Linked DNA regions of Homo sapiens: region 2 is linked to region 1. Evidence: read pairs that join two places in POLR2A ChIA-PET (ENCODE). Cell type or tissue: OCI-LY7. All regions are shown on one strand. Each heading gives the region's core, and the rest is flanking DNA. Links, peaks and the distances in the headings are about the cores only. Region 1 overlaps TOP1 (DNA topoisomerase I). Region 2 overlaps PLCG1 (phospholipase C gamma 1).

Region 1 (15,169 bases), core at 3,736-11,735:
TTCCATCCAATTTCTACTATAACAATAGCATAGTAAGCTATATAAGAGTGAAAATAATGAATATAATTTAATCTCATTGAATCTGGGGAAAGAGATACATGTAAGCCTCGACCGTTTTATGAGCAGTTTTATTATTTTTACACACTGAAACTTCACTTAGAATGTCTGACAGGAATAGGTCTAAGAGAAACTGCTTTAAGTTATCTGTGGTAGGCAATAAGAAATTTTAAGTAACTTAAATAATTTATTCTTCATGAATTCTGTATTATTTGAAATTTCTACAATAAATATCTATTGCCTTTTCAGTAATAAAAATTTATATAATCTTCATGTAAGCCTTGGGTATACTACTTGTTTAGCAAACTCTACTTCTCATAGTTCAGAGAAATCAGTCCATTAATCACAAATTCCAAATGAGTAAAAGCCAATTAATGCAGTTTCTATATGTATTATAAAGAAACACATCACATTTATTCTTTAAACTCCTCCTTTTTGTTTTCAAAAGTCAAAGTTTTAAGAAAATACTCACTCATCCTCATCTCGAGGTCTCTTTAATGGCTTTATATCCTCTTTAGGAGGAACAAAATAGCCATCATCTTCAGGTTCATCTTTAATTTGTGGTGGACTAAAGAGAAAAAAAATTGCTGGTCAGAGTGCTAGAACATCTGTATTCTATTAATACAAAGAAGGAATATGTCATTTCGTTGAAAAGAAGCTAACAGAAATAAGGATAACCACGTACATATCATGAAGATGTTCTGTGAGCACTTTTTCTCACTTCAATCCTGTGAAGTAGATAGTATTTGTCCTCATTGTACAGGTGAATGGGCAATATCAGGATTTGGGATCAAGACTCTTTATTCTAAGTCAGAATTCTTTCTCACTATTTCTTAGCTATCTTTGCCAGCATGGCACGAACCACTCCAGAAATAAACCTAAGGTGTTTTCTTGCCTTACATGGAAACCTACCATATATTTGACCCCACAATCTGAACTGATTGTTCCAGTACTCTAAAAGCTAAAGTACAGCTTTTACAAGGAAAGGAATAAACATTGATTTCCCCAACTTAGTACCTTAAAGTTCTAAAAATGTGGCAATAACGTACATGTATATCTAGCTACATGGAAAAATAACCAAGCTGACAACATTACAACAAAAGTAGGGCACGTGTTAAACCAGAATAAACAGAAGGTATCCTATGCCAAATCTATTCATTGTTCAACGTCCTAACTTAGGTTTACTTTATATACAGAAGAGTGTCTCACTACTATTTGTTAAGATCTTACCTTCAAAATATAAATATAAAAAGACAATCCTTTGAGACAAACATCTTGAACCAAAACAGAGAAGGAACAAGTAAAAAACACCATAGAGCCCAGCAATCACTGCAGCCATGGGATGCTCCCTGGCCTGGCACATCTCTTCAGAACCTCACTGCCTTAACTTAGTACAAGAAATGGCCTCCTTACATGCAGCTGCCCCCTGTGGAGGGATCCAAGGATTAAGAATCCCGACCCCACTGCAAAGTATATTCACAGGGTTTCAAGAGTACCTCCGACCAAAAAAAGCATACTGGGTCCCCTTGCTTGTGATAGAATTTGAATGTTTAAAGAACTTATTTTAGCACCCTAACCAAATGCCAGCTTCTACAGCTGTTCCCCCTCCTGCCTGAATACTGACACAGACCCTAGGGTCCAGAAGGAAAGAAAGCCTATCATTTACCCAACTAGTTAAGTAAATGCTAGATCCTAAGTTTGTCACACTGAAGACAAAAACTGTGGGAAGGGTTACTTAGGTCTGAAGGAAGAAGTCCTAAAACAATTTACCTGAAAACTGTATTCCAGTGAAGCATCTGGATTCTCTACAAAGACATATACACAAGCCAGCAAGGAGTCCAGCAAAGTGAACATAGAGACCACTGCCTCAAAGAAGGCTGTGTTCCTAATCTTCTAACCCAAAAAGTCTGAAAATGAATTCATGACTATGCACCAAGTCCAAAAAATTTATTCATATCAGTTTAATAAAAATCCAAGGCAGTCTCTTGGCAGAGATTAGCCCAGCAGTGCCTCCTCAGTCACTTTATCTCAGAAATCAAAATTCCTAGGGCAGCTTGCAGCTCTAATGCTTCCTGAATTGTATTATTCTGCATTCCTAGAACAATTATGAAACATGCCTGAAGAGGGCACCTGCTTTTCTCCTTGTCTAAAGGACCCCAGAGTACCAGGCACAATTGTCAAAAATTTTAACAAATGAAACTGAAAGTTCAAAGATTCAAGGAAGCAAAACTCTCAAAGTGTTTTGTCCCAGTCAATAATGCAAACACTTACAACCATTTCTAATAAATCCTTTCTGTCATTCAGTGAAGTGAGAATATGTAACAATAAACATCTAGTTGTTTCGAAACTAGAGGGGACCTCTGGGCTTATTTTAGGAAATTGAGGCTGAGGAAAACAAAATTATAAAGGTAAAAACAGTATAGGAAGTAACCTCTAGATTTTGCGCATTTTCCTCTCCTTCTAGAAAAGAGATAACATAATTCTACCCAAATCTACACTCATCCCTAACATGTAGGTCAAATGATCTTTTATATATAAGCCTCCCAATATTACTAATGATGAAATCAGACTAAGTGATTTTTCAGAAAACTCCATAATCGCTACTGAATATGAAGTTTCTTTTTAGAGAAATGAAAATGTTCTGGAATTAGTGAAGAGGCTGCAATACCTTGTGAATATACTAAAAAAAAAAAAAAAAAAAAAATGGTACACTGTATACCATTAAAATACAAATTTTGTGATATGCAAGTCAAATCTCAATTTTTAAAAATCTCTCCTGTCAACCTTCTCTATTCGAAATAACCTTCTGGAAAATGTGCTGGTCAGTCTCACTATATGGCACTGTAGAAAGGCTCAGGTTGGCTTAGACCGAGTCTTCTCACTGCTGAGCTTCTGGGAACCATCAAGATGGCCAGGTCAGTGGGTTTTGGGTTAACTCAGACAACACTACAACACAGGCAGCTGGCCTGCTGTCCACCCAGAGAAAGGGAAGCCCACGCAGCAGCAAAGTCTTACCTAGAGAAGCCATTTTCCTTCTCCTTCTTTATTTTTGCATCCCCAGAGGCTCGAACCTGAAAAGTAAAACAACAGTAACTAGTACCTTGAAAGGACTAAATTTGAAGAAACCTCTTTTTGAGAATATGTAGCATCAGTTCCTGGGACATCATGATCACAAGCTGGCTCTTATGTTACCAAAACTGAACAGATGAACTAAAGGTCCTGAAATGTGTCCAAAACTCGTTTTTAACAATTCTTCTGGGTGAAACTGTCCAACTCACTGAGAAAGGTTTCCCTTAAAAATGGCAGCTTTTTACTTTTAAGTGGTGGCAGGTCTCTTTTCCCCAATAAATACATTCCACTACTCAAGAATTTGCCATTGGCAGTGCAGAGAGGAAACAAAAGCAAAAACCAAACAAACAAAACATATAAACTGGGCCAGATGTGATGGCTCATGCCTGTAATCCCAACACTTTGGGAAGATGAGGTTGGAGGACTGCTTGAGGCCAGGAGTTCGAGACTAGCCCCGCCAACACAGTGAGACCCCCATCTTTATTTAAAAAACAAACAAACAAAAAAGTAGTCTATGCCCTGTCTTCTATTACTTAGGCAAAGTATACTCATGACCCCCTCCCCTTTGACTTCCTGCTTTCTAGATTCGTCAGAAAATTTATCTTTCAAAAAAATCTTCATATATACACACAAAGGGATACACACACACATACAGATATACAGAGTATCTATGGAAGAATACAAAACATAATCAGTATAGCGGTTGCCTCTGAGAAGGATGGGAGACAGTGAGTCAGGGGTGAAGAGATGTCTTCTTCACCATATTCCTTATTTCATAGTATCTGAATTTACCAAGTACAAAAATTACTTTTTCAAAGCTAAAATAAAAACAATCTCTTTTTAAAACTATACAGAGTACTATTCATTCTCAGCTGGGTGAGCCTAGTCATTTTTAGAAGGCTTGCACTGGTTATGCTGGAACCAAATGCCACAAAAGACACCAGCATCACTAAATTTTCACTCGGGAAGAACCTTTAATGAACAGAAGACCATCAAGGCATTAGGCCTTCTCCCAAAAACAATTAATTTTCCCTAATGCATTCTCAATGTATTCATTGGCAATATAAAGTAAAAAAGGTAATGATATGGACAGATCTGCCACTGTGAAACATATGGTGGTAAAAGGCTTAGTTTTTATAGTTTAAGACTACAGTTTGCTCTAAATTCTCCTGACAAGAAACCTTTCACTTCAAGACCAAGGGATCTTACTATGCAATTAAGATATCTGCTTTCAAAGGTAAACAAAAGTGCATCCACGTTCCTTCCTCCCCTACTAGAAAACTCTGTACCTTTTCCTCTTTTCGTTTTTCCTTGTCTCTGTCTTTATGTTTGTCTTTATGCTTTTCTGAGCTTCCATCTTTGTGTTTGGTCTTCTCCTTCTCTTTGTGTTTCTTTTCAGAATCTTTATGTTCACTGTAAAAAGTTAAGTCACAAAGCGTTAGCCCAGAGTAGGGACCACAAGGATTCGTTTCACAAGATATCCTAAGATAACATGAACCGTGGAAACTTACAGTACTTAAACAAACAGTACCGACAGAAGGTTCAAGTAGAGGGTCTTGGCTACATCGGACTTTATCTTGTTTGATGTTTTTATTTTTGCAAAGAACAGAAACCATCATTCTAGACACACCAGGACATTTTTTTTAAAGTGACTAAGAATACACAGCCAGCCCTGTGTATTTCTGCAACATTCTACCAGCACAAAAACAATAATGAAAGCTCCAACTTCAGCATTCATATCTGATGTGAGCAGGTTAAAACCAACTCACCAAAAATGTGTTTGGTGGCTTTGTGCCAGACTTGAAACATACCACACATGTAGCCAAGCCAGGGTTTATGGAGTAAACAGCCCAATACAGTGGATATTTCCTTCTAGTTTTAACTAGGCAAGTTAGTCACTTCTAGATGGGACTTACGTTAGCCCTTTCCTCACAATAAGAAAAGACCCATCTGAAAGCAAGGGCATAGGAATGTTCTTTGTTAAAGGTTAAAAAGCAAAATATGACATTATAAGGCAAGAGCCATGAAAATGTTCATAGCTTCTTACCCTGGGATCAAGCTCCTGGAAATTTATCTTAGGGAAATAACATTACATATAAAGATGTTTATTTTGGGCTGGGCGCGGTGGCTCACGCCTGTAATCCCAGCACTTTGGAAGGCCGAGGCAGGCGGATCACGAGGTCAGGAGACTGAGACCATCCCGGCTAACACAGTGAAACCCCGTTTCTACTAAAAATACAAAAAATTAGCCGGGCGTGGTGGCAGGCGCCTGTAGTCCCAGCTACTCGGGAGGCTGAGGCAGGAGAATGGCATGAACCCAGGAGGCGGAGCTTGCAGTGAGCCGAGATAGTGCCACTGCACTCCAGCCTGGGCGAAAGAGCGAGACTCTGCCTCAAAAAAATTAATTAATTAATTTTAAAAAGAGGTTTATTTTGGTGCTTCCCTTAAACAACAACAACAACAACAGAAAAAAACAAAAACGAACAAACAAACCCCAAAATTGGATACACCTAACAAGAGGGGAAACTGTAATATATCAAATTATTTAACTGCTAAGCTATAATTTGAGTACCACAAACACATTTGGAAAGTGTTTATGACAGAAAAAGGAATATAATAAAATAACTGCAACTATGTAAAAACATGCATGTGGTCAAAGACTAAAGAAGCAATAAGCAAAAACCACAAGTTGTAGTTTAAGGTGAGAGAACACTATTATTTTTCAGTACACTGGGACAGGCAGTTAAGGAGCCTTGCTTACTGCACTAACCAATGCACAGGAAAAAAAGACTTCATCAGCAATGAGCTCATTAGGCTATGTCCATCCCATGAAGTTTGTTCTAAAGGGACACTTGACTACAGTAGAAGATCACAAAGGGAGAAACAAATGATGGCATGCAGTTAGGCAGAGCAACAAAATCTAGATCAGGAGAACATCTGCTATTACACCCTGCACACAAAAGTAGCTACAACTTGAGATAGGTACTTGAGTGATGAATAGGCAGAAACTTTAAGAAATCTAGCCAGGGAGAAACAGGACACACTATAGGTTAGGAAAGACCCAAGTATTGAAATAGATGGAGAAAAAAAAAAACAAAACAATGCCCACTTTCCCTTGCTTACATATTTCTCCCTCTATATTGCTCTCATTAGACTGTTATTTACATGTGACACACATTTAAATAACAAGTTTCTATAGGAGGAAAATTCTTTTTAACTCATGAGAACAGAGCACACTGGATTTGCATGGTTACAAAATTTCTCCACCATGCTTTTTGTTCTTGGAATCAATATGATGTTCCTCTAACTCAATGTGTTCTCATAATCTGTGTTTTTTACCAAAATGCAATGTTTTATTTAAAAATGTATCCCTTCCTTACTTTGTTTAAAAAAAAAAAAGTCTTCCAATTGCATTAGCACTCCTATTATCTGTTCTCATTAACTTCGCCAAGCTTTAGAATGAATGGTCAAAGAGCAAGGTTGCTGAGATTATAATTGATTCTTCAGGAGTTAATGTATAGGTAATCACAGGCACTTGGTTTTTATACTACCAGCAAAATGTTTGAGCTTACCATTCCATTATAAAACCATGGTAGTTTTGTTTTATTAAGCATCAACTGTAAGAGGGTATACAGTCATCTATACAAGGTTTTGCCTAAAAGCAAAACATCTGGGAACAATTGCATCTATAATATTGATGGATGAATATACTGCCTCCCCCTGCCCTGCCAACTATAGTGGGGGAGGGGATGGCAAAACAAAATTCTACTTTCTAAGCAAGCATTGTACTTGGTATTTTCACATACATTATTTCACTCAATTCTCACAACACTCCTGTGAGGCAGGTTTTATTATCTATCCCCTCATGCTGATACAAACAGGAGACAATGGTTAAAAGACTTCTCAAAGTTGCAATGTTAAAAGAAAAGCTGGGATTTAAACTTAGTATTTCCACCTCCAAGTTCAGAGCAGCCTCCACTACATATCAATACCCTTATATTTCCACTAAATTGATACCTACTGCTTAAGGTATACTGGTGTTAAGAAACAGCCATGGTGAGTCTGAGACTTGCTATAAGGTCCTAGCTTTATTTTACCATCGAGGAGAAACTTTCTAGAATAAAGATGTTTGGATACCTGAAAGGATAAAAACCTTTGGGGTTGCTTGTTTCTTTTCTTTTCTTTTCTTTCTTTCTTTTTTTTTTTTTTCATTGTCTTCCCATGAAACTATAAATGGCTAATTCAGGAATCTGAATTCAGGAACACTCCATCTTCCTTTAAGTTCCACCTTCCCCTGACCCGTTCTCTTTCTCAGTGAAAGCATTTCTTAGAATGTTAGCCATTTTCACTAGAAAACTGGCTTTCTGAGCCTTTTGGCAATCACAACATAGGTACCTACAAGTGTACATGTAGCCCTGCGGTTTTCAGCTTTGCTGTACATTATCACACCAAACAGAGATCAGGGAAAAGGAATCAACAAATGACAAGGCAAATGAGACATTTGCCAGGAAGCCAAAAGTCAACGATATTTCCTCTGCCTGCTAACCAGAAAGAGATGTATATAGGAAATTCAAAGTTCCTGCTAGAGTAGTAAACCCCTTTGTAGGTCACAATTAATCACAAAAACCAGAATGGGATGAAGCTATCATCCTGACTTTCCAAAGGAAGCCAAGTCTCCTCTACTCCTAACTGTTTAGGCATAAGAGCAGATTTGCATTTTTATACTAGCTGAATACAGATGATTGAGGGTTAAGGACAGCTTCTATTACAGGGCATTACATTGGAGACTGTTAGAAATTTGGGTTTATAGAGCTCCACCAGGCTTCTGAATACAATGTGATCATCCCTACTTGTCAGGTGCTGTTACCGTCCCTGCCTCCACAAATGGAGAGCAGAGTGCCTGGAGCCCAACCTGGCATCCATAACCCCCAAACCGGCAGGAGTGCTGGCAAAGAGCAAACCCCACTGCCAATCTTTCCTAGGAATGTGCCTGAAGGAAGTAGCAAAGGCGCTGGGGAACAAGTCCTATGATACAGAAGCATGTCCAGGGCTGTGCCAGGAAAGTCAGAAACAGGATTTGGCCAGCATATAAAATGGAGTCAATGTGGGGTCAGTCAGGCTGACTCATCCATTTGAGATTTTCTAACATGTATGTCTTTTTCCAAAAGGCTTAGGATATGTTTGACTTTCATGGTAGCTAAAGAACTGTACTTTCCTCATTAACAGTGAAATGATGGAAATTCTGACCAATGCAGAAAGTTCATTTGCTGGCTGCCTGTTTTAAGAGATACTGTATTATCTTCATACTGATCCTGCTACTTTTCCATACACAATAGACACAATATGTCAAAGTCACAAAAGGGCTTTAAAAGTACAATTGTAGGCTATAATATTAGCCAGGTTAGAGGCTGAAAAACAGATGATTAATTACTGAAGAAACTTCAGTAGGGCTAAATTAGAAAAATGCTAGATACCCTGAAAGGATAAAAACCTTCAGGGTTGCCTTTTTTGTCTCCCCATTTTGTCTTCTAAGAGTAGAAGAAAGGCTTAATATCAACCATAGGAAGGAAACCAAAGGTTGGACAAACATATTTTAAGAGTAAGTTTAGTCTGGGATATGCTGAAGGACAAAAATACAGACAGTAGCAGTCCTAGAACTTCTGCAATGGTCACACTTATGGATGAAATATGAATTTACCCCATGGGCATGAGGAACTCTGAACGAGAAAACAACCAATTATTGGCTAGGCATAGATGCTGACTTCTTGGTTCATAGTTTGCATCTGTATGGGGTAAGATTCCAACACACTAGCAGGGACTAGAAAGCAAAAGTCAGCGCTAAAGAGAACAAATGGAAAGATCCAAAGCCACCTTTCCAGAGTGTTCATGCCATGTGTTATGCTTCAATTGGCTGAATTCCACTAAAGAAAAAATAATCTGGCTGGGCGTGGTGGCTCATGCCTGTAATCCTAGCACTTCAGGAGGCCGAGGCGGGCAGATCACCTGAGGTCAGGAGTTCGAGACCAGCCTGGGCAACACAGTGAAACCCCATTTCTACTAAAAATACAAAAATTAGCTGGGCGTGGTGGCACATGCCTGTAATCCCAGCTACTGGGGAGGCTGAGGCAGGAGAATCACTTGAACCAGGGAGACAGAGGCTGCAGTGAGCCGAGATCACGCCACTGCACTCCAGCCTGGCGATAGACTGAGGCTCCATCTCAAAAAAAAAAAAATTTAAAAAAAGGAAAGAAAAAAATAACTTACACTATTTTTAAAGTGATGACAGCAAAACCTTTGGTCTATGATTCTTGTTGGAGCTAAGCAGACCACAGAAAAGGGTGACCAGAGTTTCTCTAAGGCACTTATATAGAAGAGTGGGAGAAACGGTGGAAGTAGGGAGCCAGTAGGGAACAATGTCTCCCTTCTGGCGAAGCACTGTTTCTTTAGGAAAAAAGACCACCGCTACCACAACAAAATACTGATATTCTGGAAAGCTAGAATGTTGGCTATGGGAAACCATTTAAATCTGTCCTCTATCCCCCATAAAAGTATTTAACAGATACTTGAGTAGCACCCAGTGCCAAGCACTCATCTAAGCACATTTGATATCGGTAACAAAACTCAGGTAACTACTGGTATCTTCATTTCACAGATGTGGAAACTGAAGCACAGACAAGTTAAGTAACTCACCCAAGGAACTACCTCTAAAGAGAGAAACAGGATTTAAACTCAGGCAGTCTGGCTCCAGGGTCATGCACTTGACTACTCTGTTACTTCCCAAACAAAGCAAAAAAGCACTGTTAAAGGTAGAAGGAGCCTCCACATATTCTGAGAAAAGGACTTAGCCACTAACAGCCCAGCTACCTGTCTACTCCTCAAGGCAGCAGACCTCTGCAGGTCACATGAAGTTGGATCATGGGGATTCCTGTGAGACAGCACAGAGAGCTTCAAAGTCTTGGTTTAGGAGGGAAACTCATGACCCTTTCAAGGATAGTAGACAGTTAAATCTTAAATGATATTTGTTAAATTAAATATTTAAGTAACTTCAAAAGTTGCCTCTGGGAAAAGAGCGCAGCTTCTGAAATGAGCCAGTTTCCAAAAGGCACTAAGAAACAAGGGTTCCTTAATGTCCATCATCATTACACACTACAATGCCGATTATATATCTCTAAACAAAATCACAAGGACTCCGGCGTTTTATATTATAGAAGTATCAAAACTTCAAGGTAAATGTAATTTCCTAGAAATTATTTAATCCTTTGTTTTCAGGCCAGAGAGGATAAAAGGATGTGCCCAAAGATGGCAAAACCGATACCCATTCTAACTCCCATTCCTCCCTTAAGTTCTTTGTCTCTATTAATAGCGTGAACAGCCACCCAGTTATCCAAGACAGGAACCCTTTTTCTTAGACCCTTCATGTCATTTGTAGCTAAGTCTTATATCCACTTTGCTCAAGTATTTCCAGTGGCTTCTTGCTCAGCTCAGAATCGAGTCCCAACATTTCCCCCCGATTTTTAGTTAGTGTAAGTAACAAGTTCCAACTTTTTGAAATGGCATTTAATAGTTTTGCCTCAAGCCACTTTTTTGGGTCTCATTTTCTACTATTCCACCCTGTGTAACCCACCTAACTAGATTCCTCCCAGAACAAAGCATATACTACAATGCCTCTATGTTTTGCTTATGTTTTTCTTTCTAACCATTACTTTCCGTTAGCAAAATTTTAACCATCTTTGAATGGCTAGCTCAAATGCTGTCTCCACCATGAAATCTTAAAAACAATGATTATGGCGTACTATGATAGGGATAAATATAATATTGAAAATATCAGGGCTCCAAATTGAATGCTATCAATAACTACTGAATTAGATTCAACTACCAAACTCAAGAGCTCCAATTTATCTGCATGATATTATACTAGGCTTTGCGGTAATTATCATCATCACCATCATTATCTCAATTATTTAGTATGTTACAGTTCCCAAAGAGCTGTCATGTGCATAAACAAACTTGAAAGATTGATAAAGCAGGTACTGTTATCAACCCTTGACCAAAACAGAAAATGAGACCCAGAGAAGTTAAGCACCTTGGATCACGACACGTAGCTTATAAATGACAGAACCCAGCCTCTTAACTTTTATCTTAGTGTGCTATTCAATATATCATACTGACTCCCATGTGAATGGTGGTGGTACTGAGTTTCCTCATTTCCAAACTGTTCAATCTTCTCTGCCTACCCATGTTAGTTGTCCATTTCCCACAGACAGGATGATATAGTGATGTGTAGACAAAGGGAGGGCTTTGGCAAACCACTCACAAGGAAAGCAGCAAACATATCTTTTAAATTTTATTAATTTCAGAAAAATCTCCCCTAATCTGAGAACTAGATGCGTAATTCAAGTGCATATTCCTAAAATCCTACATTCTCTCAATTACAATTCAGGTAGGATTTGGAACTAAAAGGAAAGCAGAAGCCAAAAGCATCCTTATTCTCAGATGTTTCTCACACTGACAGTACAGAATAGCACTGCCAATATGGCTGGAAAAGTACTTCCCTTGCTATTTTACAGCAGTTTTCTGTCTTCCCTTGCTTTCCACAAATTTGTCACTCCAGTGTGAATGCCAGGTTTAAAATTGGCAAGAGATGCACAGAGTCGAAAACTAGGAGGAATTTCATTTCACACGATTCTCTTATTTTCTAAAATCAAGCCCCCCTCCCAAATTGCTTTTAATAATATTCTGTTTATACAAGAGATCTACTATTAAAGATAAACAATGGATAAGAATGTAACCCTTTAAGAAAGGTAGCTCGTGAGATCCTACAAGCTACGTAATTCCTTGGCATCTAGAAGAGTATTCCTTTTGAGATTATTTATGTATTTTTTAAAAGAGGGCCGGCCATGGTGGCTCATGCCTGTAACCCCAACACTATGGGATGCCAATGTGGGAGCCCAGAAGTTCCAGACCACCCTGGGCAACATAGCAAGACCGCCATCTCTATTAAAAACAAAAAAGTTAATTAACCAAGCATGGTGGTGCATGCCTATTGTCCCAGCTATTCAAGAGGCTGAGGTGGGAGGACCCCTTGGGCCCAGGGAGGCTGCAGTGAGCTATAATCACACCACCGCGCCCAAGCTTAGCAGTCAATGAGACCCTGACTCCAAAAAAAAAGAAAAAGGATCTGAGGAGCAAAATATTAACGCTAACAGAAAGAAGCAGTGTCAAGAGATAAGTGATGACTGATGAAATTATCTTCTAACTTTGGTGTGAGCTGTTCTTGTCATGTTACAGGCCAGACAAGAGAAAGACAGAGATGAAGTTTTCATAGGTTCAGAATTTGATGACATTAATACTTTCAGTGCCAAAGATTTCAGGGATTTGGGGACAAAGAGAGATAAAGGCAGTGCCTGAGGTGATCTGACATTTTTAAACCTGAGCTGCCTACCATATGCATACAAGTAAGGGGTGCTTGTATTTAAACAGACAGTTTAGCTACAAAACTAACTCTTTTTACACAGGGAGGTATTTTTCACTGGAAGGAATAATGTAGTGGGGACTCAGGATCCTTGGTCTCACATCCTCTTCTTTCTGCTACCACATCACTGTGGGACTTAGAGCATGTGACCTCAGACTCCTGTCCACACAAAGAGAAGACAAGATGAAATGATTCTTAATACCTACTCCCTTGTTTTGCACCTTGCATGAGGACAATAAAGAGGAAACCAAATGGCATCTTCTGGGATGTGGATCCATAGCCCCATTTTGTTTCTGCACATAATGGCTACTCTCCCACTCCAAGTCTGCAGTATTGCTACTGCACAGGACAGTAAATGCCTCCTGGGCTTGGGTCCTAAGTATAGCCTGATGACAAATGATTGGTGCTAATATCTAGCAGAGAAGGAAGGGACACAGAAACACATCTGAAACACTTGTTTTCTCCTAACAAATGGCCACAAAATTAGCTACAATTGATTAGCAAGGATTGGAATAAATGAAAGCATTTTGGAACAGAACATGCTAAATACTAATTATTCTGGGGTTCAGATGTGATTAAATAATCCCCCAGATTTCTTTAATCTGCTACAGAAGAAATCGAAGAAACCCTAAACTATTTAAAAAGATCAGAGGTACTTTAAAAGGATCACAGTGTATATAAAATTTTACTGGAGGCCGGGTGTGGTGGCTCAAGCCTGTAATCCCAGCACCTTGGGAGGCTGAGGCAGGAGGATCACAAGGCCAGGAGTTCGAGACCAGCCTGGCCAATATGGTGAAACCTCGTCTCTACCAAAAATACAAAAATTAGCTCGGCGTGGTGGCAGGCGCCTGTAAGTCCCAGCTACTCGGGAGGCTGAGGCAGGAGAATCGCTTGAACCCAGGAGGCAGAGGTTGCAGTGAGCCGAGATCACACCACTGCACTCCAGCCTGGGTGACAAAGTGAGACTCCATCTCAAAAAAAATAATAAAATAATTTTACTGGAATATAACCAATATCCTTGCTTTGTTGCAAAGAGGTACTGTGTCAGTAGACATCAAAACAAGAAGTACTTAAAAGTTTGCTTACAACAGATCATCTGATTAAACTGTTAAAATTTACTCATGTGAATAAGAAACCAAGGGCTAGATTTAGTCATGTCATATGTAAACAGAAACTCGGGCCAGGTTTTTCCAATAGCTCTTGGCAAAAAGGCTTCTATTTTTATAGGAATGAAGAAAATATTAAAAGGCACAGAAGTGGCCAGGCGCGGTGGCTCACGCCTGTAATCCCAAGACTTTGGGAGGCCGAGGCAGGTGGATCACGAGGTCAGGAGATTGAGACCATCCTGGTTAACACAGTAAAACCCCGTCTCTACTAAAAATATAAAAAATTAGCGGGGCATGGTGGCGGGCACCTGTAGTCCCAGCTACTCGGGAGGCTGAGGCAGGAGAATGGCATGAACCCGGGAGGCGGAGGATGCAGTGAGCCGAGATTGTGTCACTGCACTCCAGCCTGGGCGACAGAGCAAGACTGTCTCAAAAAAAAAAAAAAAAAGAAAAGAAAAGAGGCACAAAAGTACATACAACAAATTATTGAATTTACCTACAATATGATCTTGGAAAAGTATGCTTTTAAATAGATGTAAAAGTGTCATCTCTGCACATCTGTAGAGCAGTTCACAACTGAAGAGCTTCTATATTTATTGACTCCCATGGTTCCCCTGTGAAGCATGTATCAAGATGAAGATGAAGAAACTGAGTTGAAGAAGGTTAAGTAACCTAGCCAAGATCACGAGACTTAAATGGATGTACAAGGATGAGGATTTCTTCTAAAAAAATCACATCCCTTTTTTTTTTTTAAGAGAAGATTTTTGTAAAACAGGACAGGGCCAAACTTATATGTCTCAAAGCCCTTTATGTCACTTTTACTGTATCTTTCCTCCCAAAACAAAGTAGAATGTGTTAGAGAAGATAAGTTTTCAAAAGCTTATGTTTTAAATATTAACCTCTTTCTTCTTAAAGTCTTTTGGAATTTCTTCTTACAGCCTAGTAATATAAAAATCAACATTCTTCATCTGATCTGTAAGCAGGTCTCTCACCTCCTCAGATGATACTGTTCACGGTCAAAGGTTATCTAATTTTTTTTTTCACACCACATCAATTAGCACAGTAAAAACATAGCAGGCAGCCACCCATTGTTGGACATGATCTAGCAATTCTACTCCTAGGTATACACCCCGGAGAATGAAAGTGGAACTCAAACATGTATTTGTAGCCAAAGGGTGGAAACAACCCAAGTGTCCATCAACAGATGGATTTTTTTAAATGTGATTACAGGCATACAATGGAATATAATTCAGTCATAAAAAAGAATGAATTTCTGATACGCTACAATACGGATAAACCTTGAAAACATATTAAGGGAATATAGAACAGATTTAAAAAAGATAAATATTGTATTATTCCACTTATATGAAGTACTTAGAATAGGCAAATTCATAAAGATAAAAGGTAGAAGGGAAAGAGAAAAAAAGACAAAGTAGAAAGATATTGGGACAGGGGAACAGAATGA
Region 2 (15,169 bases), core at 5,196-13,195, 74 kb before region 1:
CAAGAAGCTTTCCCTGACCATCCCCTTCCCAGCTTAGTGAGGAGAACCACACAGCTCTTAAATTCTAGCTATGAGGCCTTGGCAGTCCCTCACTCTTTTGGTCTCAGTTTCCCCATCAGGAAACTGGAAATTCCTCTTACCTCACATGGTTGCTGTGAGGGCCATGCTGGGAAGTGCTGGTAATAGAGAAGTCTGGAGACAGCCCACCTGTCTACCTGTGTGCCTAGTGCCATTGACATGGAGCCTACAAAAGCTGGCAGTAGTGGAGACAAATAAGGCCACTTGCCAAGGCTCCACTAGGTGCAAACCCAAACTTGGGTGAAATAAAGATGATCCATGAAGAGAAGAATACAAGCAGCTATTTCGCCAGCTCAAAAAGAAGCCTGGCAGGGATGGGGGCATTGTATGGGGAGAAGGGGGACTCTTACAGACTTGTGTACAGATAAGCATATGCAGACACGCTGCTTCCTGAGCCTGCAGTGCCCCACCAGCACACTCACCAATAGTCTGAGGCACGTGCATCCCCAAAGATCAAGTTTCAAATCCTGGCTCCAAGCATATAGCTAGGCCTTGGCAAGTCTGCAGTCCTCTCTGGTTCATCGTAAGATGAAGGCTTTCGTGGGAGTAGACCCACAACAGACCCTTACATGTAGGCACACTACCTCACAGATATCCACATAGGACGGTCAGCCTTGGCCTGCCCTTACCACGCCCAACCTCAGATTCATGTGTGTTTTGTTTTTTGGGCAGAAGGAAATGTGCCTGCTGCCTGGCACCTGGGGCCAGCTCTAAGCATTAAAGCAAAATGCCACAAGACTGAATTTGTAAAATAAAAGGTTATATGACGAGGCCAGGGAGACTGGGAAGAGCAATGTTCCTTTTCCATCTCTTCCCTCTTCTCCCCTCCCTTCTCAGCCCAGGGACAGACTCCTGGCCTGAGACCACAGAGATTAGAGACCAGCAGTTACTCAGAGCGGAGCTTCTGGGCCATGCAGTCCTGGACAGCATCCCCCTTTTGGACATGCCAGTAATGGCAGTTGCTTTCCCTTTAAAAGAGGAGCCTGTTTCCTCATCTGAGCCACCCTATGCCCAAGCACTCTGGGAGCTGTGAAGCTATACAACCCTCAGGGCCAGCTGAGAACCTGCCTCTGCAGGAGAGTAAGCCCCCACCCTGGGACAGCACCCAATCCACTGAGTGGGGAGAGAGGGTGCTGTCGAAGGGACAAGCTATATGGCGGGCAGCCAGTCTGGAACCTGGGAAAGGGAGAAGACAATAACCACAAAGGACCCATCTGTGTGCCTGGCTCTTCTGAAGGTAGGGCTGCTTCCTGTCTTTGACTCTTGCTCCCACCCCGACTCCCCCGAGACATCAGGCCAAGTCACAGGCCTGCCACTAGCTCTCTTCCTGTCCAGTAAAGTGGGATAACCACCCTGTCTGGCCACCACGAGGATGTGCATAAGGGCAGTATTCCTGTTGCCCCGGCAGAGTTCAAGGACAGCAGGAACCCTAGGGAAGAGAAAGAGAAGAGCAAAGGCAGGGCTCCTCAGAGCACAGCCAGTGAGAGCCAGCCAATCCTGCCCTAGGGGGCAGACACATGGCAGGCCCTAGAAGGGGGAGAGGGAGCCCAATCATCAAATCCAAGACCCTAAATTAGACCTAAGTTTCTTGTTGGAACCTGTGTCCTAGTATCCCCTGTGCTCAAAAAAGCCACTTCCAAATAGCCCAACAGACAGAGGTCCCCCAAATTTATAAGCCTGTTAACCGCTCAGCAGGCAAAAAGGGTGTAGAGAGGTATTATGAACAAAAGCACTGGCAAGGTGGGCAGGAGGCCTGGACCCATCTCTCTGAGCCTCATTTTCTTCATCTGCAAAATAGAATCACCACTCCTGGCACCTCCTTCATTGGACTACAGTGAGATGCCAATGAGGTAAGAGATACAGAAGTGATTTAATCAGAAAGGGACAGGAGGACATATTGAAAACTAAACCCACCAAATGATGAAGATATGGCCAAGAAAACCATAACCAAAAGTACCCCAAATTTCTGAACATGAAACATGCTTTCACTGAAATATTTCTCTGGGTCTGGGTGTCTCGCTCTGTTGCCCAGGCTGGAGTGCAGTGGTGCAATCTCGGTTCACTGCAACCTCTGCCTCCGGGGTTCAAGTGATTCTCATACCTCAGTCTCCCAAGTAGCTGGGATTACAGATGCACACCACCATGCCCAGCTGATTTTTGTATTTTTAGTAGAGACGGGGTTTCACCATGTTGGCCAGCTGCTCTCAAACTCCTGACCTCCAGTGATTCGCCTGCCTCGGCCTCCCAAAGTGCTGGGATTAGAAGCATGAGCAACCATGCCCTGTCTGAAATATTTCTCTTCAGAGAGGGTTTTCCCTTTATAAAGTGCATACGCTCACTTTAGAAGGCTGAGGCAAGAGGACTGCTTGAGGCCAGGAGTTCAAGACCCATCTGGGTAACAGAGGAAGACCCCACCTCTGCAAAAAATAAAAATTAAAAAAACTTAGCTAGACATGGTAGCACATGCCTGTAGTCCCAGCTACTTGGGAGGCGGTGGGAAAGATCACTTGAGCCCAAGGGTTTGAGGCTGCAGATGAGTAGGAAGCTCTATGAGCTATGATCACAGTACTGTACTCCAGCCTGGCCAACAAAGCGAGATCCTTTCTCTAAAAACACAAAACAAAAACACAAAACCCAAAGTGTGTAAGCTAATTGATGTAAATGGTAGCAAAAACTATCCATTTAAACATGCATGGAGTAAAGAAATTTTGTAACTTAAAAAAACTGCAACTCATAGTAAATATGAAAGGTCTCTTTAAAATCTAAAGAGCTTGAAAGAGGTAAGCGAAGATTTCCTGGACAGGTTCCTTCCCTTCTGGGGGTTTTTACTACCCCCACCTGTGGCCTGTGGACCCCAGAACCCCTCAAGGCCTGTGTGCCCCACTCTGCAGAGGGCACTGGAGGAAGGCAGGGAAAGCCCAGCCCTCCTCAAAAGGGTCCAAGTCCAATTAACACAACACAGACACCAGCCCATGTCTCCCCATACTCCTTCCTGCCTCAGCCTTTGCACAAGCCACTCCTACCTCCTCACTTAAGCCCCCACCAGGCCCAGGCCAGGGGCACACTAGGTGCCCCCTCCTCTCTTGTGTGTCACCACTTGTCACACCTGCTGGTGCTTCCCTGGTGTCTTAGGCCACTGGCCTATGAGCTCCTCCAAGGAAGAAACCACATTTGACTCTTCTCTCCATTCCCTACCAGTCCAACACAAACCCAGGGCCTGGGGAGGCCTCAAAATGTTCAGAGTACTTAAGAGCAGGAGTAAACACATGGGAGTTAGATTCCAGAGCTAATTATCTAACAGGCAGCAAAGGCCACAGATGCTCAAAAATGGTACCAGAAAGATGGTATCAAGGATGGCTTCCTGGAAGAGGTGGCACAGTGGGCCACAGAGGCTGAGGGGCTACAACAAATACTGAAAATGCAGTGGTCAGTGAGGTAACAACGGGAACAGAAAAAGCAGCAGCAGGCATAGTTGGGGGGAATGTGACCCCTGGGGGCAAATACAGTCTGGAAACACTGGGAAGTCCTTACATAAAGATTCCTATAGCCAGTGGGAACCACGGGAAGCTAACAGAGCTTTGGGAAAAACAGTAAAAGCAGCAGGATGCCGAGCACCCACGCCCTGCTGGGCCCGAAGCCAAGACCATGAGGAGATTCAGGAGAGTGGTCCCAGGGGTCAGAAGAGGTGTGTAGATCTCCAAAATGACCTCTCACCAATCACCCTCTCCACATGTAGTCTGTGGCAAACAGATGAGTCCCTCCCAGTTCCCCACTCCCATACCAAAGAAAATACACAGCCAGGACCTAGGAGAGCATTAATGGAGCTAAGCCTTCTCCACCAGAGGATGCTGAAAGATGGACAAAGAAAAGTTCCAGCAGAAGTGAGTATCATCTGGGCCACTTCTGGCCCCCTACCTCAGTCACCCCATCCCCAGGTTCCTATACAACTCCCTGTGGGGTACGGCAGGCACTGCACTGCAGATCCCCCTTCACAGGCAGCCAGAGGCACAGGGGCTCTGCACCCATCAGGACCATACGGCTTTGGCAAGGTTTTTGCAGCTCTGAAGGAAAAGGATGGAGGTAGCCAAAGAAGAGACAAAGATAGGACCTGGACACAGGTGGGAAGGAAGCCTGATGCAATAGTAGCCAGGTCACAGGATGGTCAGCATTTCCAAGCTGGCTGCATATGCCCAAAGCCTGTGGAAAGGGTGAGAGTTCTCCTCTCCCTCTCATTCCTCCCTCTTCCTGAGACTATAATATTCCTCCTCCTGCCTCTCAGTAGAAACATACTCACAAATCTGAGGTTTCCCTGAGCACATCTGGCTGCCACCAAAGGAAGGTCAAAGTGGAGGGGTGGGTAGCTATCCCTTTCCATTTTACAAACAAGGATCTGGGTTCAGGGACTTCTGAGGTCACAGGGTTATATGGCAAAGGGAAGGCGATGGTGGGGCTTACTGTCCTTCCCATTACTGTGCAGCAGCTGCCTTCAAACCAGACCCGCGGGCAGCGAGTTGGACAAGCTTGGTCTAGATTCTAGACAAATCTCTTTGAAACAATGAGGAAACAGAGGGTCCAAAGGGTCTTGTCATGGTCATATGGTGAGTCATGGCAGAACTGGGACACTCTGCAGTGTCCCCACAGCAGCTGCTATCCCTGACACTGGGTATACAGAGAAACACAGAGCAGCCACAGCCAGCCTTTGTACCATCCAGGCAGGCAGCCCTCTTCCCTAGGACTCTAAATTAATCTCACCTATTTCAGAGGTAAGAACAGAATCCAAAGGAAGGAAGGGAAAGGAGGTCCCACCCAGAGAAATTAAAGCTGGAAGAGCACTCAGCAGTGATCTATTCGGCTTATGCAGTCATTCATTCCATCATCTGATCAAACATTTATCGGGCATCTATCTACTCCATGTCAGGCCCTGGGCTGGGTCCTAGGGAAACAGAGATCAATAAGGCATTTGAGTTCCTGCCTTTGAGAAAACCCCTGCCTGATGGAGGAAACAGATGGGGAAGCAGATAACTATGAGGTCATGCAACGAGTAGAACAACAGGGAGGTGTCTGTGGAGCTGAGTGTGTGTAGAGCAATGTCTTGGAGTGCTCTGTAAAAGCCAGGTCTGGAGGGCTGACAAGCACACATTGGGCAGAGGGGTTCATGGAAACCAAGACAGAGGTGCAGGAGTCCACTAAGTTCCACAAACAGGGCATTCAGAGTATCATGGATGAGAAGGGAGGGAAGATGGCCTATACCAAGCCTTGACTGCCACAGTAGGGAAAGGTGGCTTTCCCCAACTTTTCTGCACAAGCCCAGAAGATTCTCCAGGCAGCCATGGGTCAGCCTCTGTGTCAGGAGTCTAGTGTGCTCCAAACTCTGCCTCCCTTGCAGACTGATGCTGCCTAAGTTCTTTCTAGATGGCCTGTGTATGCCAGGCTCCTAGCTACAGGAGAGAGACTGGGGACCCACCAGGGCCATGTCTCAGGGATGCCCAGGACCTCAAAAGTCCCTCATAAAATGCTCCCCCACATAGTACACTCAGGCTACTTGGAGAACCAGAGCAATGGGTATAAGTCACTTTTAAAATTTTTCTTTATATTTTATAGAGATGGGGTCTCACTATGTTGCCCAAGCTTGTCTCAAACTCCTGGCCTCAAGTGATCCTCTCACTTCGGCCTCCCAAAGTGCTGGGATTACAGGTGTGAGCCACCATGCCTGGCCCATAAGTCACTCTGTTGTCCAGGCTGGAGTGCAGTGGCACCAACAGGGCTCACTGTAGCCTCTACCTCCCCAGGTGCAGGTGATCCTCCCACCTTGGCCTTTCAGGTAGCTGGGACTACAGGCAAACCACAACGCCAGGCTGATTATATTTTTTGCAGAGATGGTGTTTTGCCATGTTGCCCAGGCTGTTCTTGAACTCCTGGGCTCAAATGACTCGCCAGTCTTGGCCTCCCAAAGAGCTGGGATTACAGGCATGAATCACCGTGCCTGACCCATAAATCACTTATCTATGGTCCTCCTTCCTGACACCTCAGAGCAATCAACATGGTTGATCACGCCCTCTCTCCTTGAAGCTCTGCCCTTGATTTCTCCTGCACAACCTTGCCTGGTTTTCATGCTTCTTTGTGCGCTACAGGCCTACCTGCATTTAGCAATGGCCTTGGTCAAGGCTCAGGTCAAGGTCCTCTCTTCCGGTGCTCTGCCTTCTTCCTCATCAGTGTCAGCCATGCCCACACCCTTAATTACCTCCTATGTACAGATAATTCACAAACAGGTCTCTAGCCTAGTCCTCTCCTCTTAAGCTTCAGATCCTTCAATTCAGCTGCCTACTTGCTATCCCCACTCTTCATCTCAAAACGTCTCAAAGACAACTCCTCAAAACCAAACACTGTCTTCTCTCTCTCACCAGAACCAAGGCCTCTTGCCATACCCCCTGGGTCAGCTAAGAGCATCACCATTCAAACAGGTACCCAAACTCCAAACTTCAGAATGATCCTTCGCATCTCCTTTTCTCTCACCAGCCCCCAATCCAGCCCTCTGAGAAGTCCCACTGGCTTTATTATTCAAAATTAACCATACGTTCTGAGCACCTACATGAGAGACATTAAACTAGATACTTGGAATACAAGTACCTCAAGGAGCTTGAATGTGGAAGGAAAAATTAGATATGAGTATTATGCTAGATAGCTTACGTTAGAGTCCACAGACAAATACTATAAGAAGCTGAGAAGTAGAGGATGAAGTAGTTACTACCTCTGCTGGGTGGGAAGAGACGATGAGCAACAGCAGCATCTGGCATCCTAACACTAATTTCTTGCATATTTACTTTGCATAGACATTGCATAAAGCTCTTGATAAGACTGCCTTACAACGATAAAAACTGCCTTATATTTTATACTTGCAAATAACACTATGAAGTAAGTATTAGGGTCCCCAATTCCCGAGTGAGGAAATTGAGCACAAAGAGGTTAATTAACTTACCTAAGGTGGCAGTTGGTGAGTGGCAAAGCCAACAATACTTCAAAGCCAAGACTGCCTGTACCCTAGACGTGTGCTCTGTAATGCCTCAGAATCCTTGTTGGAAGTGGCCAAGCAGGGCCAGCACAGACAGAAGGGGAGGATGGAGAGGACTCCAGGTTTCGTGGTGCACTCCTGCTTCACAGTATTTATTATAGTAGCCATACATGTATTTTAAGGCTGTCTGATTGTTTTCTCCACTAGAGCGTAAACTCCTTGAGAGACTGCACCATGTCTGCCATCTTCAATGCTCCATGCCTACCAGGAACTTAATAAGGTTTTGGGGACCTTATTCAAGAAAAATACTATGAAAGCATCACTGCTATATAACCTGTTCCTGCTCACTAGATAAATGAGGCCCTCCTGACCACAGCCCAGCATATCTCCAAGTCTCTCTCTGCTGCCCTGTCTCTGCAGAGCCCTCTCACAAGGGAGAGGAAATGGAATGGGTTGGGAGAAGAAATAAAAATCTGGGGTCTCCCTCCTACAAGGAAACAACAGGGGCCTAGGACTCATAGTGGTGGGGGAAGCGTCAGAGCAACAGGGGCTGAGGTAGGGAGACAAGTGGGAAAGGGAGAATAGAGGCCTTCCCCTCTGCCACTCCCTGAACCCCATGACATCTCACCACCCCAACCTTGGTTCCTGCCTCTTTGGTTTCTGTGTTACTGCCACCTCTTGGACAGTAAATGTTGGTTTAGTCCTTAAGCCTCCAACAGAGTAAATCTGTGGGGCTGGAGACGTTCTAAATAATGACCGGAAGTCGTCAGGTCAGAGGCCTGCTTGCTGAGACATCCTGCTTCAGCAGAACCCACTAGGCTCTCCTGTTTTAGAGCTACTTGACCCAGCCGCCACAGCATCTGGCTGCACTCCCTTTGCGCCATGCCAGCCCAAGCCAAGCCACTCTCCTGTTCCCTTTTTGCTTCCTGGGAAACAGGGCCCCAGTGAGTGATCTAGACTCTGATCTCACTCCAAGGTGCCAGGGATCTCATTCACTCACTGCCTGCCCAGAAAGCCCAGCTTAAATTTTTTTTTTTTTTTAAAGAGACAGAGTCTTGCTCTGTCACCCAGGCTGGAGTGCAATGGCGCGATCTTGGCTCACTGCAACCTCTGCCTCCCGGGTTCAAGCAATTATCCTGCCTCAGCTTCCTGAGTAGCTGGGTTACAGGCGCCTGACACCACGCCTGGTTAATTTTTGTATTTTTAGTAGAGATGGGATTTCACCATCTTAGCCAGGCTGGTCTTGAACTCCTGACCTCGTGATCCCCCTACCTTGGCCTCCCAAAGTGCTGGGATTACAGGCGTGAGCCACCGTGCCCAGCCCAGCTTAAATTCTTTGAACTCACCTCCCCTACTGAGAGAGATGGCTACCTTGGATTTCTTTCTCTGAAGTTGAAGTTGAATAACCTATCGTTTTACCTGCTTAGGACAGCTGCTTGCCCAAACTTTACTAGCACACATGATTGTATGGAGCTTCATGCTTCCGGTGTAGACCAGTTCTCAGGCCAGAACCAGGCCATCCTCTTGTGATCAGTCTGGCAACAGACATTCTGTTCTCACTGGAGGGAATGCTCTGTGTTTCACTGCTGGCCTCAAAAGGCCCTCAGCAAAATCCTTAACAAAGTGACATATGTTACCTTTTCCAACCTCCTTGGTAGATATGCTAAGAACGCCCAAGAAAAGGCCACAGTCCCAGTTAGGATGGACAAGCTAACACAGGCACATTATACTCAATTACTGTTGAAGGTGGAGGAAGTGACTAGGGCAGGAAGAGGGGAGCTGCCTCCAAACAGGTGGTGGACTATCAGGCAGAATAGGGTGACCATAAAGTGGGTCTTCAGTGCCTCAGAGAAGGACCATCACCCCTGCCCCCATCGCTGCCCAACCTCCCAACTGAGGGAATGGAGTTGTATTCCTTAGCTCACCTCCTGCCCCCAAGTAAGCTGAGAAACCTGTGGGACCTATGGCCAACTGGAGCTCTCCTTCACTCCTTCCTAGGGTTAGTCACCCTGTGAACTCAGGCCCACACTCTCTGGGCCTTAGGCTGAAGTCAAGGTGGGGTTGGAATTCTCCCACCACACATCCACACCTACACAGCCAGAACCCAGTGTGGTCAATACCCGACTCCTACCATGGGCAAGGCCAAGCCAAGGACACTATGACCCAAGCCCATGCCCTCAACAATCATTTCCCTCAGAACATTTTAACTCAACCATATCCCCAGGTGTCCAAGAAAACAGGAAGCCAACCCCAAAGTGAACTCCCCACCTGTGCCCAGGAAGAACTAAACACACACAAACAAGTGGCCAAACTCGCCATGGCCCAACTCCTCACCAGTTTGGCCAGCTGTTCACTGTCAGGGCCCAGAACATCAGTAAGACCACCCACTCTCCTCCGTACCCAAGCCTTGCTGCCTTGCGCCCAGGCCCCTCACAGCCTTTGTACAGATGCTTTACCCAACACCTGTGTGCCAGCTGGCAGGTGGAGGGACCCCAGGGGGTAGGATGGGCTGCTACAGGGAGAAAAGCGATTCCATCTTGGCCCTCAGGCCCAGCCTACAGCACTTTAGGCACAGCTGTCTCCTGCCAGCCCTGGGCATTAGCGGTTTTCTGCATGGTCCAGATCACAAGCTTCTCAGGATCAAGGACTGGGTCACCTCGTTTTCTTGCTTCCTAACTCCAGCCTCCTCTGTGCCAGGCCTGGGCTCAGTAAAAAGGGATGCCAGTCTTCTGTAGGAGAACGCCCTGCCCCGTTTACTCTGCATCCTGAGTCTTGCTGAAGCCAGGGCCACCGGCCAACACCAGGAAGGGCCAGGGCCGGAAGGAAGCAGCAGAGCCTATACACAAAGCCTACATGTGGACTATAAAAAGGAGCTCCTCCCTGCCTCCCCCAGGATGGGCCCGGTTCCTAGGAGGTAAAGAGTGGGGAGAAAGCTAGGACTTAAGCCTGGGCACACAGCCACTGCAGCCTCTCAAAAGCTAGCCAAGAACCACCTCAAAAGGAACTAGTCTTGCAAGGAGGGGTGCGAGAATATTAAGGGCTTAGCCAGGAATGCAAGTAGAGACTCTCCAAGTCCCATCTCTTGGGACCATAGCCTCTCTTAAGGCAACCAACTCCACTGTCCCCATTGCTTCTTCCCCAAAACTACAGAATATTCGGGGACCAACCCCTTCTCACACTTCTCTACTCTCTAGGGGCTGAAAACACCCCCTAGAAGTCTCTAGGCACCCATATTCCCCACTTTCTCTGGAGACTTCAGCACACCCAGCAAAGCTCTGGGAAGCAAGTGTGATGAGTGGCAGAAGTAGCGAGAAACTCAAACTCTGGGCAGCAGGAGGATACTGTGGCCACAACAGAGTAGGCTCAGCAGGCAGCTCAAGTAGGGCCATGGGTTGGTGGGGAAGGCGGGGGCAGCTATGGCAGAGATGACAATTAGGCAAGGGCCACACAAATATACCTATTTCAAAGATGTCAGCCAAGACAGTCTCTTGACCCACACAGGCAGCACTCTACTCTACCACAACAGCAAAGCCACACTCACCACATGCATCCTAAGTCATAGAAATTAATTCCTTCTAAACCTCCATACTCCAAATCCCTCTCCAGCCTAGTTTGCCCAGGGTGTTCAGGTTCTGTACTAGAGGCCTCACCCAGAACCACTGAGGCCACTCTCCAGGGACGGTGGTGTAGGTTAGCACACATAGCAAACAGGGGAAATTAACCTTCCTTGTTGCCAGCCATTGATATGTGGGCATCATTTGTTATCACAGCACACCCTCACCTACCCTGACAGAGCAGCCTCTTGCCTTATTTCCTTCATAGAACTCACCAAATCCTATAAGAATTTTATCTGTCTGCCTATTTATCTCCTTTCTGGCTGTATCTACCCTAACCTTATGTCCACTACTGGTCTCCACAGTGCTTGGCACAGTTAGCAAATGCCAGAGTCTAAAGCCAGGGAAGCACAAGTCGTCTCTCACTTATTCAATGAGCCACTGAGGCCCAAGAAAGCTAGTTTTTTGTTTTTTTTTAAGGAGAGTAGGTATGGTGAGATGGAACACAAACCACGCTAGAGATCTACTGCCACCATGAACAAGTCAGAGGCTGGAGTAATCACATCCAGCTCAGTGTGCCCAACACACAGTAGCAAGGCCCACAACAAATGTATGACAAATTAAAGAGCACATGAATGAATGCATGCTCTTGAGTTGTCATAGAGAATCCTGGAAAAGCCCTTCTCAGGATATTTGGGGCATGGAGCCCCAGGTTCCCATGTTCTGTAGAAGCTTAGGCGGAAGTGTCACCACAAACCAGAAAGTCAAGAGGGTGAGGCTCTTCTGTGTCCCACCCCCAATCAGCGGCTACATTCACCCCCATGTAGGAGTGTGGGAAAGGTCTGGGTGGGCCAAGCATCTCGACACCGGTGTTGTGGCAAGGATGAGTGCAGGACGGGTTTTGAAATTGAGGCAATGAGTCCAGCTTGTCCACAGATGGAAGTCTAGGCTGGTCAAACACATGTGGCCAGAGGGAAGAAAAACAAAACAAAACAAAATAACCCTCTGTTCCTATAGAACGGTCCATCCTATTATCATTTTCCCCAGAATGGGAGAATAAACTGAATACTATAGCAGGAATCTGAAATCCTAGGATCTGCCATGAACTTGCTATGTGACCTTACCCTTAGGGCTTGGTTTTCTCCTCTGTAAGAGAGGGATAGTAACTCCTGCCCTCCATGGATTCATGGAGCTGCTGTGAAGTTCAAACAATACAACAGGTGAGAAAATGTTCCATGAACTCCCAATATGCTATTCCAATTCCAGAGTTTTTTGATGCCCCAGTCCTCTGTGTACAGACTCAGGGAAGGAACACAGAAAGCAAGTAGGAAACAGACTCCTAGCCCAGGTTGTTGGAGCAGCCACTTGTGGCCGAGCTTAGTGGTGGAAAAGATTGGAGCTCTGTGGTTAACAAAGGTGAGAGTAAAGGAAATGAATACTGTTAAGTGGCCACTAAGTGACAAATGTTGTGCTGGGTAGTTTTCACATAAAATCTCTTACTCTTATATATAATCTCCCTTATTATTAATATACAGCTCTGTGAGGAGAAATTACTTTTACAGCTAAAGATCAATTTCAGACAGGGAAAAGTAATCTGCCCAAGGTCACAGTAAGAGCTGAGACCTGAACCCAAATCTGACCAGCTCTAGCCACAAATCTCCAGGCACTTCAGCTCAATTACCAGCAAGGTGGGACTATCTGGTCAATGGTAGCCTGAAGCCACTCCTCACCCGTGGCTCCACCTTGAGTCTTGCCACCTGTAAACATGCTGCTCTCAGAGATTCCCTCCAAGGACGCACTGTTCCCATGCTCCTCTCAACAAGGCACTCTACAAGGGGCACCAGAACATTCCCATCCTCCTATCCCACACCCATCTCTCCTAGGACTCTCCTCACAGTCTGCAGTGACTTCTCTAGTTCTAACAAAGCAAGTGGAAAGGGGGAAAAATCAGTCTCCTAATATCACACCTTTGCAATCTCAGGCCTCACTCCCTTCCTCCAACTTATCATCTGTGGTCTCCTTGAAGCCACATCCCACAGGAAAAGGCACAGAGTAAGAAGAGATGCTGTGAGTTAACGGAGACTGACACAGAACAGTGACAGCAGAGGCAGGCCCTACCACATCGAGGCTGTGGCATTAGAGCACTTCCTCAAAGACAAGATCTCTCCAGATAGCGTCCTGGGCTAGGCACTTAGAAATAGGACAATATCATACCTTCACTCTACAGAAGGGGTTACCACCCAAAGCAGCTGCTTCCAGCCAACTGCCCTGTCTCCCTGCAAAACCAGCAGTGGGAAAGAGCCCTGACAATAGAGGGACTGCTGAGAGCTGCAAGAGAGGATGGGCGGGCCTCCTTGCCTCTGAATCAAAGGGCTTGGTGGCCAGGCACCAGCCCCTTAGGACAGCAGGTGCATTCGAACTCCTCCCCACCAGGTCCTCCTGAGAACTTAATCCTCATCTCTGTCCTGTCAGGGATCCTACGTAGTAAGCACTTACACTGTGCCACACTCCATGCTAAGCACTTTATACAGGTGCTAAGCACTTTATACAGGTTCTCATCAAATCCTCACAAAAACCTTATAAAATAAATGCCATTTAATACTATCCTTTTTACAGATAAGCAGCCCAGAGAGGTAGTCATATGCTTTAAGGTCACAGAGCAAGTAAGCTGCACAACAGGATTTTAATTCAAGCAGAGTCTAGGGCCCAAATGCTTAACTACTAAGCTCTGTCTCACCCCTCAAGACCCAGCCCTTCTCCCATCTACCACCATGGCATCCCCACCCTGCCTCAGCAAGAAGGTCTTGTCTGGGCCCTCAGCAGCTCTCTCCTGCAAACTGTGCAAACCGTAGGAGCTCACTGGCCTCCCTCCCCAACACCTGCCTGACAAACCACTGCCACTGTGGTCTCCCAGGCAGAGGCAAGTCAGTCCCACAACAGCCTCCGCTGACTCCCGTCGCCTCCAGGACTGAGTGTAATCTGCTGGACATGGCACACTAGGGCTATAGCTGTCTCCAACCAGTCCCAGCTTCCTCTCTACCACACCATATCTGTTCCCTACCCCTGCACAGAGTGATTCCCAGTTCCTTAGCCTCGGCACAGACAGGTGCCTCAGTAATTCAAGGCCTACCTCAAAGGTCACCTCTCCTTTAATGCCTTCCTGGCAGAGCTCCTCACAGTTCTTGGTAGAGGCCTTTATATTATGGTATGTAACACACAGGGTTATAATCATATGCCTCTACATCTGTCTTTTCCAAGAGTTCATCAATGGCACAAACCATGTCTCAATAAACTTTTGAATCCTTGGTGCCTAGCACTGGGCAAATGGGGAGGTATAATAATACTTATTGCAAATATTAATAAATGTGCCTCATTCCAAGAAGCTACCCAGAGCAAAGCTGGTAGCCAAGATCTCTAAACTCCAACTGAATCCTGTGCATCTGTGTACACACACACACAAGAGTCTGGAGAGAAGCTGGAGGTGTTGTGGGTCCCAGGACTGGGTGTGCTCAGCTCCTCCAGTTATCTGTGAAGCAGGCCCTTTTCCTAGGTTCACAGGAAACAGAGGATCCCAGCTGGGCGGGGGGGCCTGGAAACCCACACATCGGGGCAAGCCTGGGGTGCTGAGGAAACACTAAAAGGTCTGACTTCCCTTGGAAAAAACTACATCAGACAGGAAATACACAGGCAGGGATGGCTAGCTCTGGAGATCCGGACATGTGCTCCTGCCCCTCTCCCACTGGGAGTAACAGCCAGTACAAAGAAAACCCTTGATGACACCGGCCTGGGCCTTGCCCTCTCCCGTGCTGTGGGCCTAGCCCTCGGAGCAGGCCTCCTGGTGTGGTCTGCTCCCCAGCCACAGGGGTCAAGCCCCAGCCAGCTGGTTCCACTACTACCTCCCTTCTGAGCCCGCCTGCCTCATCAAGGCAGTTAGCTGTTTTCTTCCGCCACCCTCACCCTCTTCATCAAAGGTACTGCTCACAATTGTCATTGCCTGTTTTCATTTCCCTAAAAGCAAGCACCCATACTCCTTCACCTCAGAGGGCCTGGCATCTAGAAAAGTATCTAGTGAAGGATCAGCCAAAGACAGAAGCCTGGGGCCTCAGAAGTCCCCATGGACATGCTCAGCCAGTATTCAGAGTACCTCCACAGTGTCTACACCAGTGTTTACTGGGCCCACAAAGACCCTCAAATGGACAACCTCATTAAACACGAGTCTGAACCATCTCAACTCAGAAAACACCAGAAGAAAAAGTGTGGAGCCAGAGCCTAGAGAGGCTGAGGCTGTCTTGGGATACAAAAGCCAAAGTGGTCTTTGCCCTGTAATGCATGGTCTGAGCACAAAGGTGTCTCACAGAGGAGCCACGTGGACCACAGGGAACATGGGCTTGGGGTTGCTAGTCAGCCTCTGACTAGTGAGCTGGCCCCAGCTGAGGCCCTGGCACACACTGACACAACACCTTGGGCACAAACGATTCTCCATTTCCATTTGCTCATCTGTAAAATGGGACGAAAGGTCTCAATAGCA

Evidence for each region. ChIA-PET counts read pairs that join two places held together with the same protein. Peaks named below come from ENCODE experiments on the same cell type or tissue, not always from the same donor. Only the 100,000 strongest peaks of a DNase experiment are listed, where the experiment ranks them.
Region 2: POLR2A ChIA-PET joins it to region 1 with 6 read pairs; 6 of 35 experiments call an interaction of 5 or more read pairs at or near these places.

Annotation. Positions count from the first base shown.
Region 1 is chr20:41,065,541-41,080,709 of GRCh38, reverse strand. TOP1 (DNA topoisomerase I) reads right to left here. Exons shown (of 21, transcript NM_003286.4): 4 at 4,416-4,539; 5 at 3,073-3,128; 6 at 530-625. Among named protein-coding and RNA genes, the nearest start is that of TOP1, 44 kb to the right of the region's middle. In OCI-LY7, for the core only: no CTCF peak of the experiment used is centred there; no DNase peak of the experiment used is centred there; H3K27ac peaks cover 1,870 bases.
Region 2 is chr20:41,140,810-41,155,978 of GRCh38, reverse strand. The region is part of intron 1 of PLCG1 (phospholipase C gamma 1); the gene reads right to left. Among named protein-coding and RNA genes, the nearest start is that of PLCG1-AS1, 10 kb to the right of the region's middle. RefSeq lists enhancers at 9,124-9,624, 9,625-10,125. In OCI-LY7, for the core only: no CTCF peak of the experiment used is centred there; DNase peaks (open chromatin) are centred at 9,398 and 12,778; H3K4me3 peaks cover 789 bases; H3K27ac peaks cover 2,249 bases.